Linked DNA regions of Homo sapiens: region 2 is linked to region 1. A link is a loop called in an ENCODE intact Hi-C map of the cell type or tissue named here. Cell type or tissue: HCT116. All regions are shown on one strand. Links, peaks and the distances in the headings refer to the core of each region. The heading gives the core; the rest is flanking DNA.

Region 1 (5,872 bases), core at 541-5,540:
AAATTTAAACAATCGGGTGTTTCGACGCATCACTTCTGTGCTAAATGCAAAACCTTTGTAATTCCGGATGTGAGTCTTTTGCACAGGAGACACACCTCGGGTTTTCCCAGATGACTCGTTAAAACGTTTACAAATCCCAAACCTCCTTTTTCACAAAGTGCTGCCTTTTCCTGCTTTTTACTTGCAAGCCACTTGATGTTTATTTGACTACATTAAAACAGAATGGTTGTCTTTTTTTCTTCAAGGTCAACCAGACAGTTAAGCTGTCACTGTTCATCATGTATTCATCTTAACGCAGAACATTGCAAAGTGCATGTTGTCTTTTTCCAGTTAAAGGTAACGTGTGATGCAGTCAGTGTTTCAGATGGAAAAATGGACTTTGAATCCCTGCGTCCCATCCGAGGGCAGACTGGGTCTGCCCCTCCTCCACCAGTGCAGTCCCCTGGGAGGGCTGCTGTGGGCAGTGAGTGAGGAGGCCAGGGCCGTGCCCAGTACAGTCCTGACGAGCCTCTGACCTCGCTCCACTTTTACCCCAATGGCTAACTTAGAGGCACGTTGTTTTGTTTCCAGTCCCACGTCCACCATTCCTTTTAGTAACTCTTTTCCATTTCATCACGTTTTCATGATCAGTCACAAGGAAATATTCAGATCTCAGCAACAAATTAAATGCACCGAAGCTCAAAGGCCTGGGTTCCAGAACCCAGCTCCCTACTAGCTCTGTGATGTGGGCCAACACACTACGTATCTGAAGGAGAAATTCTCATCTTCCTAAATTCGCGAGTTGGTGAGGAGCTCTCAAGAGCAAATGCATGGAAATGCACCTTTAACTGGGAGAATTGTGTTCAAATATGATGCAGCTGCTTCATCACCTCCCTCTGCTTCAGTTTGTCATTTGTAAAACTGGGGTTGAGGATAGCAAATGTGCTGGAAGATTGTCAGGATTAAAAATTGTATCTGCAAGGAGCTTAGCCCCAGTCCTGGCACAAAGGTGGGTGATGTATGTCACAGCCCCATGGGATCCAGATTGTAATTGTAATTTCTTCTTTGTAAAACAGGGAAAACGATTTAAAAAACTACCCTCCTACCCTTGTTGCAGGTGTACAGGACTCAGAAACAGAAAGATCTGGGGTGGGTCAAAAGCAGACACATGCACCCAGTTGGCATTCTCAGGATGTCTTGAGCCCTTCACTGTTTCTAGAAGGTGCCTGTGCTTTGCTGTCCCTGCCACCTGCTCCCTCTCTTCCATCAAGTTACCCTAAAATATGACAGACAGAAATGGGGACTGCTGGCTTTGGCCATGAAAACATCCGCCCGCTTCCGGCTTGCAGGGAATAACTTGTGGTTTCCTCTGCTGCACATGCAAGTCATGAAGACGATTTTCATCTTTGCTTCATCATCAGTCATAGCTCTTACGATCTGCCCACTTCTGAGAGTCCTTTTCTTAGAGAGGGACATGTACTGCTGGCAGAGGAGGAGCTCTCAGCGAAGAAAATGGCATTACTGAGCATTTGTTGAATTTTGCAGTGACCTCCTTGTTTTGAAACGATCAAATCAATCCTTATTTGTGTAACTCAGGAGTGCAGAGTGCATTGCCCACACTCTGTCACTGTGAGGGTCAGTGCTTGCTGTGGTTGAGGGATGAAGAAAACTTTGGATATCAAGTGGCCTCAGGGCAACAGAACAGGTTTTCAAGGGACTATCACCTTTCCCTAGCAAACAACAACAGTGGCAGCTACAAGGCAAATACGGAAATGATCTTTGGTGTGCACAGATCACAAAGTTTGCACCTGCACAATCGGCTGGTTATGAACTCGGAGAAATTTCTCTCTTGCATCCTGACTGTTCTTTCTTAGCCCATTGCCTGTGTGGTGGCCCATGCCAGCAGCCTCTTCTGTCCTGTTTCTACAAGTGCAGGGACGTTACTGACAAGCCCAGTCTCACACCCTGTATGGGCAAATGCCTAGAACAGGGCTTAAATGAGAAGACAGATGTGCTTCAGAGTCCAACAGATCTCTCAAATGCCAGCTCCAGAAGTTTCTAACCATGAGAACTGATTAACACATGGGAGCTTTAACCTCCCTCTTTCTAAAGTGGGCATGGGGATGTCTACTGCTCAGGTTTACTGAGAGGATGGGTGCAATTCTGTACTTGCCGTTCAAATCCAGGACAGCCCTGAGGCTGCTGCCCCAGATCCCAGGAGCTCAGGGTGCCTCTGTCTGCAGAGGCTGGAGAAAAATTTATCTCTTGGCAGAACTCAGCACTCAGCAAACAGAGTATTCTGCTTCAAATTCCAGTTCAATCCTGAGTTCTAGTATCTTAAAGATAGAGACCTGAGACCGTTCAGATATTGTGTCTAACTCCTGTAGAACTTAGAATCATGAAAAGATCCTACGCAACAGGTTCTGTTCAGTCCCTTGGCCAATTTCAGCATGGTGACTTTTTCTCTGCCTACGTGTCTAAAACACGATTTTTATTTAATCTTACATAATAAGATCACAGTGTCAGCATCAGAGCTGAGAGGAGAACTCAGGATTCTGGCTCCTATTCCTGCTTGCTTCCTACTGAATCATGTTCATCACAGCTTCTGTGACCTCAGAAACCTCAGGCAACTCACGTATGGGGAATGAAGAATGGATTGCAACAGCGTCAGCTCTCGCCTTATCTACCTGAATTTTTGACTTCCCTTGTTACTTCATGTTTATGCCTTTATTTCCCCTCCCATCATCCCTCCCCAAATCAAAGAGCCTTTACCTTGTATTTTATATATGTCCCAAACATAAGCTACCCTGGCTTCTAGAAAAATAGTGGCTGTGTACAAACCATCCTTCTGTGTGGCTGTCAAACCAGCTAGGGAACCCTCTGTTTGGCTACTAGATTTTTGCCTTGATCATAGAACATTTGAGATCTTTGATAAATGAATGGGTGTTATTTGAATTTTCTATATTTAAATTTATTTTTACACCCAGAAGCTGATCTCAAGCAAGACGTTCACATGCTAACTATTGGGTTGGGTGGCAGGCACCATTAAGAGAAGCAGCAATTCTCCTTCAGGTACTGTGGCATGAACAGAAAAAATAGTCATTGGCTAAGTTGTTGTTCTACATTAGGGTTACATGCTCATGACTGCAGAACACAAATGACCAGGATTTTAGTCTCACTGAGAGCAGGCTTTCATCCTGGAGCAGCTTTTGGGGCCCAGGATCTGACCTCTGCAGGGGGACTGAGCAAGGCTGCAGTGACTCACCTCCCTGCACTCGCACCCACAGATGGTCCTGAGTCAGAAGCCTGGCACCTGGGTCGGGCAGCCGGGTAAGAGTGTGCACTTTCATCGTCTATTCATACCCGTCCTGGGAAAATCTTTCCAGCCTGGGAAATGGCAACCTGACACGTTTCACCGGGACTCAACTTCCTGAGCGTATGCACAGAAAACCCCACACCCTTCACCTTTATTGAACAAGGAGGGAGCCCGATAAGAATCGCTGAAGAAACGCGGGGAGTGTCCCGCACAACCGGATGGGTGTGGCAGGCAGCGTGGGCGAGTAGAGTGACCTGGGGCGGAAGAGGTGTCTGAATTTGCGTGGCTCCAGCGGCTCAACCCCTCCGAGTCTTCAGTGCAGTATCTGTGCAAAAGAGAAAAGCTTTGTAGATACTCTCTGAAATCGGCACTGAGCAGATACCCATTTCTTTTCCTTTCGCATTTGCAGAATGTAATATTTCTAGGGGAGCAGAAAGAATTGGTTAGGAAAAGGCTGTTAAGGAAGGAGGTAAGTAGACAGAGACGGGGTTTGCTGGAAATAATGAGGAAAAAGCTCGAGGCCACTTATGCACCTGCTGTCACGATTCAGCTGGGACCTTCTGAATCATACGAACCCAGAAAGGACAGCTGTGCTGTGTGCGTTGTGCGAATGACCATTTGCTAGAATAACGTATCTCCAGAATAATTTGTTTAGGGGCAATTTTATGTGTGTACATGGTATTCACAAATGTTTTATCCCCACAGTTAATTCAATGCAGGGACAGTTAACCCTTTTTTTCCCAGGGAATTTGGGACTGACCTAAGGACTCTCTGGCCTCCACTCCTATTGCCACACAAGTTTCTGCTGAGGCAGGAACCACCATGCCTTCCAGGGACCTCCAGTCAAAATCAATGAAGTCTGCAAACAATTTCAACTGTAGTATTGTAGCCCCAATAAATAAAGAGCACTTATTAAAACATATTGACTCGAAAAATATTTGACATGGTGTGTTTGTAACAGGAGAATGGGAGCTCAGGCCTTTCTTCTCATTGAAGATACCTCCACTCACCTTGTTCTCTATGGGGAGAAAAACAAATGAACAACAAACAGATTTTGAAGCCACTGTCCTTTCTAACAGGCAGGTCAGTGGGAGGATCCTATGCAAACTGCAGGTACAAACCCCACCCCTACTTCCCAGGACGAACCTCAGCGCCCAGTGTCATTCTTCAGGAATTCCAGCTCAATTATTAGCATGAAAGAGAGCACTGAAGGCTGGAAATGGTCAGCTCCTTCTTTTCCAAAGTGCAGAAAACCATACACCTTTGACCTCCTAATGCTTTACAGAATGGGCGTGAATCAAAAGCTTGACATCCAAGGAATTTCAACGTTGTTTGTGTGTGTGGCCCACATTTTCTAACCATGCTGGTTCAGCAAGTCAGGGGTAAGAACCGAAGGATGAAAAGCTTAGCCAGCTGGGCATGGATCTCTCACAGATTACCTCGGCTTCCAATCTTTTGTTCAACCCATTTAGCCTTGAATTTTTAATACATTTGTCAAATTTATTTATTTATTTATTTTTGCCTACCATTTCTTTCAACAGAGTCAATGATGACTTTATCTTGGTGTACTTTTTTTAAAAGCCCCAAAGTGTTTGGCCTAGAAATGACACAAAATGTTAAGGTTTAAGGTGCTTTTTGCTTTCTAAAATATGCCAGAATACCAAGCTAAGTAACTTCAAACTAAGGTGATGTCAGGTGAAGAGCCCCGGAAGTGGGACATTTTATCTTCCTGGTTAGTCCATTACATGCAAAGCAGGGGAATGAGGTGTTTTTACTATTTTATTGCTTTCAGAGTCAATTCTACATCAAGAGACAGAAACCAAGATGACTCAAGAGCTCTTGGAAAAAAAAAAAAAAAAACATTCTCTTAGAGAACTGCATGGTTTTCTTACGGCCTGTGTGGAGGGAAAGCTGTGATGAAGGACCTGTAATTTTTATTTGCAGACTTTCAGTTCTGCTCTCATTTTGTTGAAACCATTGGTTCCGTCTTTCATTTCCTATACCAAGCGCATCATTGAGACCAGCTTCTGGGTATTTATTTGCAGTCCTGATTGGCTGGGGTTCTGATGCACGAGGCCCTGCCATCTTCTCTGTGAGAAGTGTTGGTTCGTTTCTGGATGGAGGACTCAAGCTCATTTTAGGGGCTCTCCTAGAGGTAGGGGTGAGTGCTCCAAGGGTGGAACATGCGTGAAGAATCGGTTTGCTCTCCCTCAGCTCTGTGCATAACCAAAGGTTTGATACCAAATGCAGAAGTTGCCAATGGAAGAAAATGCCACTTCAACTGCATGTGGAACTGTGGTTTTGAACCCAAGTGAAAATCAGAAGATTCTGGGGAACTTGAAAGTTACCCGATGTGTTTGGCTCAGGGATTAAAAATTTGACTTATCTTCATTCTAAATGCAATACAGAGTCTGACTCCTGCACAGGCTAAAGAAAGCAAGAAAGAGAGAGAAAGAGAGAAGAAGGAAGGAAGGAAGTAGAGAGGGAAGGAAGGAGGGAGGGAAGGAAGGAAGGAAGGAAGGAAATGTATGTTTTTCTGCACCTTGAAGAATAAAACGCTGGCCACAATTAGCCTTC
Region 2 (5,872 bases), core at 494-5,493, 280 kb after region 1:
AAATTATTTCAAACAGCTCGCCATATTTGTGGTATCACATTGAACCGGGTGTGAGAGGCGGGGAAGAAACAAAGTAGACACAGCTCTTCCTTGGAGATGTCTATCCCAGAAGGCGGTTTCCGAACAGCCCAGGAGAGAGGAAAGCTCCATTTCAGAGATGCAGACATGTTGGCCAGGACCGCGGAGGGAGGTGGCCAAAGGACCCCCTTCTCAGAGGCAGGGACTTGGAATTTCTGCCCCACGGCCTCTGGGAGAGTGGAGGCTGCTCTCGGGCAATTATCCCAAATGATTGTTTATCACTCCCAGTTCCAGAAGGCCTGGAAAGATTACATTCCAGAGACTTGATCACTGAAAATGCCCGGGTGGAAGCTGTAATTACGGCTTTCTCAGAGCCTACAGCATCTCCCCTGGGATTATTTGCATAAAGTCATTTCCTGTGGCAATTGCTGAACACAACAGTGCCCTCACTGTCATCCTACAGGCCATGAAGAGGGCTGCCTAGGCGAGTGTTTCAGCATAAATGTGTGCTCAGCAACCTCTGTGCGGCTGCCTCTTTGTAAAAATAAACATGCGGTGGAGTTTCTCTGTCCCCCGTCAAGCCCTGCAGTTAATTATAGGATATCTGGAGTCGTCAAGCATTCCCATGGAGCATGGAGGGAGGTGACTTTACAACTAGCAGGTTTCCATCAGAAGGTGACGGCAGTGACAGTGGAGCTCAGACTGGACTGGCGCTCCCCTTACTAGAAACCAGAGGGAGAGGAAATCAAGAGCCAGGGCGGGGTGAATTTCAAACAGCCCAGGGCTGGAGCCGGAACGGGAACCCCAGCTCCACCTCATCAGGGCCAAATAACCAGCTGCTATGAGGGGGCAACATGCTATCGGGATAAAGCATATGAAACCATAGAACCTTCAACAATAGGGCGTGAAGAAAAAAACAGAAAAATAAGGCCACACGGGCCCAGAAGGAATGCATTGCTCAGTGGCCCCAACAGAGAAAGTGGAACCACGTGAGATATTTCCATAAAACTCAGTCTGCACTCTCAACCCCATGGTGGAAGTCACAGGGACTACCCTTGAAGAGGCTCTGTACATCCTACAGGAGCCTGCAGAGAAAAAGGCAAGCAGCTGGGAAAGAACTGGATGCAGGGGCTTGGTGGGGACAATGTCCCCCTTCTACTCACAGCGGAGTGGGTCGGGAGGAGAGCCCTGTGGTGAGATCCCGATAGGCAGAGGCCGCGCTTCCTGATGCCTTCCTGAGGAGGAGTTCAGGAGCTTTCTCTCACTTCTCTTCTCTGAACAATGCCATGCCTGTCATGCTGTAGCTCCCTGTTCCAAACCACATGCACATGTATACATGCCTATACACACATATGTGGACACATGCAGACGTACACGTACAGGCAGCCACACACATGCATACATGCCTATACACACATGTATGTGTACACAGAGATGTACACATACAGACAGGCACACACATGCTTATATAGGTGCGTACATGCATGCACACATTGTACGTGTGTACACATAGGCATGTGCACACATACATGCACATGTTAACACACATATAGACATGTACTTTCTTGCACACAAACCTACATACACATAAAGATTTACACGTGCACATGCATGTGCACATATGCAAACACAGGCACAGGTACATGTACCATACAGGCATCCACATACACATGTGTACACATACCACATGGGCATGTAGACATACATACACAGAACATTCAAATTGGCTTTTTTTTTGAGAGAGGGTCTTGCTCTGTCACCCAGGCTGGAGCACAGTGACATGATCATGGCTCACTGCTCCTCGACCTTCTGGGCTCGAGCAACCCTCCACCTCAGCCTCCTGAGTAGCTGGGACCACAGGCAGGCACCACCACCCCTGCCTAATCTTTTCAAATTTAATAGAGACAAGGTCTTAACCTAGGTCTCACTATGATGCCTGGGCTGGTCTGGAACTCCTGTGCTCCATTGATCCTCCTGCCTTGGCCTCCCAAAGTGCTGGGATTATAGGTGTGAGCCACCATGCCCAGCTGACTTATTCTTCATATTAACTTTACTTACACTACTAATTGTTTGCTTAAACGTCAGTCTGCCTCCTAATTTCCAATCTTATAGGCAAGGATGATGACCTAACACCCATCATAAATGACCCATGAAAACTTTGAGCTGCTAGATTCACCTTGACTTTTATCTTCAGCCACTTTGCCATGGGAGCCCCTTAGATGACCCTAGAGGATCTCAAACAAATGCTTCCCAAGAATGCACTCCAATAAAGTACAGAATGCCACTGTTTCCCAGGCAAGGACTGACGCCAGTGTGTGTCCAGCCATGCACAGGAAAGTAACAATGCAATCTTACACACTTTCATTTGTCATAGTGCATGATTTCTTTAAAAGGAAATACCTAAAACACTCAGACTTAGCCTTCAAGGGAGCATCACCTAGGAAAGGTTTTCTCCCCTCTCCTGACTGTGGCACAAAACGAAGAATCTCCAATGTGCACGGGGACACTTTAATGAGATTTCCGTGACATCACTCTCTTTCTTCCCGTGCCTGATGATTCACGGCAGGCTTTTCAGGTTTCTTTGGTGCAATGGTCCAATTACAAACTTTATGCAAAAACGGTGTCAGGTTACAACATGTTGCAGAAGCACACGGGCAGGACATGGGCAGATTCGTTTCTGATGGATGTTTTGCGGTGACTAAGAAGCAGCTCCCAAGAGTGAAATGTTCTCCACACGTCTCAGAACCACCGGTGGCACCTCGGCCTCTGTCACAGCAGCATCGCTGCCCACGCCAGTTGCCCATGCAAACTTTGCAGGGCAAGTGGCTGCATCCGCTGGCTCTCCTATTCCGTGCACCACTGCCCTCCTCTACACACAGGGAGATGGCAGATCACTTTTCCTCTTTCCCATCTTTGTGAGATGAGAAAGTTTTCCTTGATATTGTCTCCTGTCAAATTCTAAGGTATGGGCTGATGCATGCCTTCCAAGGAAGACAGATCAAGTATCAAGGCAGCTCACCCCAGACCACCACTGAATTTCCAGCATTTCTACCCCAAACCTACTCTTTTGGAGATCTAACAAGCACCCCAAATGAATTTTCACATTTTTCTCCAATTCCATTGTTACAAATATTTTCATCTATTCATTTTAGTTTGTATGCATCGAGCAGTGTTATAAACACAATTTTGCCCTCCCCCATAAATTCATACGCTGAAGCCCTGATCCCCACAACCTCAGAATGTGACTGTATTTTCAGACAGGACATTTTAAAAGGTGGCTAAGTTAAAATGGTTATTTTAGGATGAACCCTAATCCGATGTGACTGGTGTCCTTAGAAGAAGAGGACATTTGGATACGCAGAGACACACAGAGGAATGACCCTGTGAGGACACGATGAAAGATCACATCTACAAGTCATGAGAGAGGCCTTGGGAGAAACCGACCCTGCCCATGCTTTGATCTCGACTTCCAGCCTCCAGAGCTGTGAGAAAATAGATTTCTGGGTTTCAGCTGCCCAGTGTGTAGTATTTGTTATGGCAGCCTGCATAGAATAATACAAGCACTCGAGGTGTCCCCGGCATTGTTACGGGTGAAGGAGACATGGTGAATGAACACCAGGCAATGCCCTCTTGTCTTATGTTCTAGTGGAAAATCCACATACAATTTGCTGAAGAGCGTAGCTGAACGAGTGAGTGTATAAATGAATTAATAAATAAACTATTTTTCCAGAGTTCACAAAAATTTAAACTTGAAGTGAGAGTATTTAGATGGTTTGTTTTCTAATTCAATGTATGCCAAAGGATAAGAAATAATGAAAGTATTTTGTTCCTGTTTCTACATATTTCTTTTTCAATCCACAATATTCATGACTGAGATCTTGAAAATGATCAGGGATTCCCATCATCAATGACTTGTAGAAAGGCAATGACCTTGTGGATCTTATCAGAGGCAGTGCAGTCCAAGGGTTACTTATGACATGGCTGTAATTCCCCATGTCTGCTGGTGATACTGTGGACTAGAACAGAGTTTCTCAACCCTGATTCCACATAGAAAGCAACCAGGGAGCTGTGAAATGCTTATGCCTGGGTCCTGCCCCCAGAGAGTCTGATGTGATGGATCTGGAGTGAGGCCTGGGCATCAGAGATGTTTAAACCTCCCCTACCCCACCCCAGCTAATTCTAAGACTCAGTCAAGACCAAGAGCTTCTGCTTTGGAACATGCCGAGTGAGGTTCCGGCATTCCCAGCCCACTCCAGCTTCCCAGTAGGACTCAAAACTGCCTGCTTTGCCCATCACCTTGAATCCTTGAGCTTTGCTGAGGGTCAGGCTGCTGAGTGTGGATAGCAATCCGATGCAATCCAACAAGTCTTTACTAAGAGCCTGTGGCAATGGACAGTTCATGCAGGAATACTTATTTATAAGGTGTCCCCCCAAACTCAAGGTATTTACAGTTTTTGGGGGGTGGAGGAGGTTCAGGGGCAAGTCCAGGGGGTTGAAGCAGACAGGGAGAGAAAACATACCCATTAAGCACTAGACAGTTTGGATTATGTCTTCTGAGTGAGAACTGAAGTCGCAGGGAACCCGCTGTGAGTCAGCAGGTTCACCTGAAGCCATCCGTTTTTACCACAGTGCTGTGCTCTTACTGTTATTATCCCCACCTCATAGACTAGTAAACGAAGGCCATGTCACTTTCCCAGAGTCACATGGCCAATGAGGGCAGAGCTGCCCTTGACCTTAGGTCTGAGACGCCTCAAAGCCTCACTCTTTCAATCATAAGACTTGGTCAATTATAGCAAGTTCTAGAAGACTTCAAAGAACAACATCAAACACAAAGGATACATACAGGCAAGTGCATGTGCCTGTCTCTGTGGCCCATTCTTTCTAACGATTTACCCACAGGCCTTTCTGAAAAGCCTCAGCGCAGAGCTGAGCCCCAACAGGCTGGAGGCAGCGGTCATCTCCTGCCTTCTGGGATGTGGCTTGATCCTAAGTGTCCTGTTAAAGTGATCAAGAACCTCCCCAACAAGACGCTCTGGGTTCTGCTCAGGGTGACTTTATCTCTTGTTCTACAAGCAACCTTTGGGTGCTGAACTCAATCCTGTTTTACTTGTCTCTCAAATCTAGTTCTTCACATGGAGGCCTGTGATGGACTCGTTCAAGATCTTGCCCCCATGGCCTCGGGACTGCACTAATTCCTCAACTCCCCCTCCAGCCCCTCTCAGTCAGACAATAGCCTCATCCACAACACCACAAATGTGAGTGTGATGCCCCCTCAGCTGGTCTTTTGATGGCATTTCATTAGACTCCCCATAAAGCCCCAAGTACTCAACAGCTCACATCCATCCCCACAATGACATAAATCTTCACCTTCCCTCCAGGGTCTTAGTTCTATAGGTTCTCATTCCTCTTCACTCTGGGGAACTGGCTCAGCTTTAGCTTTGACTAGATATCATCACTCTTTCTTATCTCTGGACCTTCACACTTTCGGGGGGATACTAGGTCTTTGGGCCCAAAACTTTATTGACTCAAGTAATTCCTAAAAGCCCATTTCTCAGAAGAGCCTTCTTGGATGTGCGAAAAAGACACAGTGCCTTCCACACACACACACTCCTGTGATCCCCAGCTTGCTCTCCTGCGGGGGAACTTGTCACCACAGGCTGTGGATGCTCTGTGATGGATTCCGCATACACACTCTCGTTTCTGTGTTCACTTGTCCACAAGAGCTGTACATCAGCATGGCCTTGCCTGAGATTTTAATGCTTAGAGCATGCATTCATCTCCTTGCTTCTCACCAAGATTCCCTTTCTTGGTGCAAAGCTGGATTATCAGGCGGAGGCCTAGCAGGCAGCAGAAT

What was found. Hi-C counts contacts between places; a loop is a spot of excess contacts. Peaks named below come from ENCODE experiments on the same cell type or tissue, not always from the same donor. Only the 100,000 strongest peaks of a DNase experiment are listed, where the experiment ranks them.
Region 2: a loop joins it to region 1, with 2.6 times the contacts of the local background. A loop is called at or near these places in 10 of 110 quality-filtered maps.

Annotation. Positions count from the first base shown.
Region 1 is chr10:3,760,766-3,766,637 of GRCh38, reverse strand. It overlaps LOC105376363 (a long non-coding RNA gene), which reads right to left. Exons shown (of 4, transcript XR_001747332.1): 2 at 3,245-3,620. Among named protein-coding and RNA genes, the nearest start is that of KLF6, 22 kb to the left of the region's middle. RefSeq lists enhancers at 1-816, 2,843-4,042, 5,458-5,557. In HCT116, for the core only: no CTCF peak of the experiment used is centred there; DNase peaks (open chromatin) are centred at 2,607, 3,417 and 4,440; H3K4me3 peaks cover 2,036 bases; H3K27ac peaks cover 1,832 bases.
Region 2 is chr10:3,479,253-3,485,124 of GRCh38, reverse strand. All of the region lies in intron 3 of LINC02669 (long intergenic non-protein coding RNA 2669), which reads left to right. All of the region lies in intron 1 of LOC105376360 (a long non-coding RNA gene), which reads right to left. All of the region lies in intron 1 of LOC124902538 (a long non-coding RNA gene), which reads right to left. LOC107984192 (a long non-coding RNA gene) reads right to left here and starts at 1,578. Exons shown (of 2, transcript XR_001747329.1): 1 at 1-1,578. In HCT116, for the core only: no CTCF peak of the experiment used is centred there; a DNase peak (open chromatin) is centred at 2,624; H3K4me3 peaks cover 893 bases.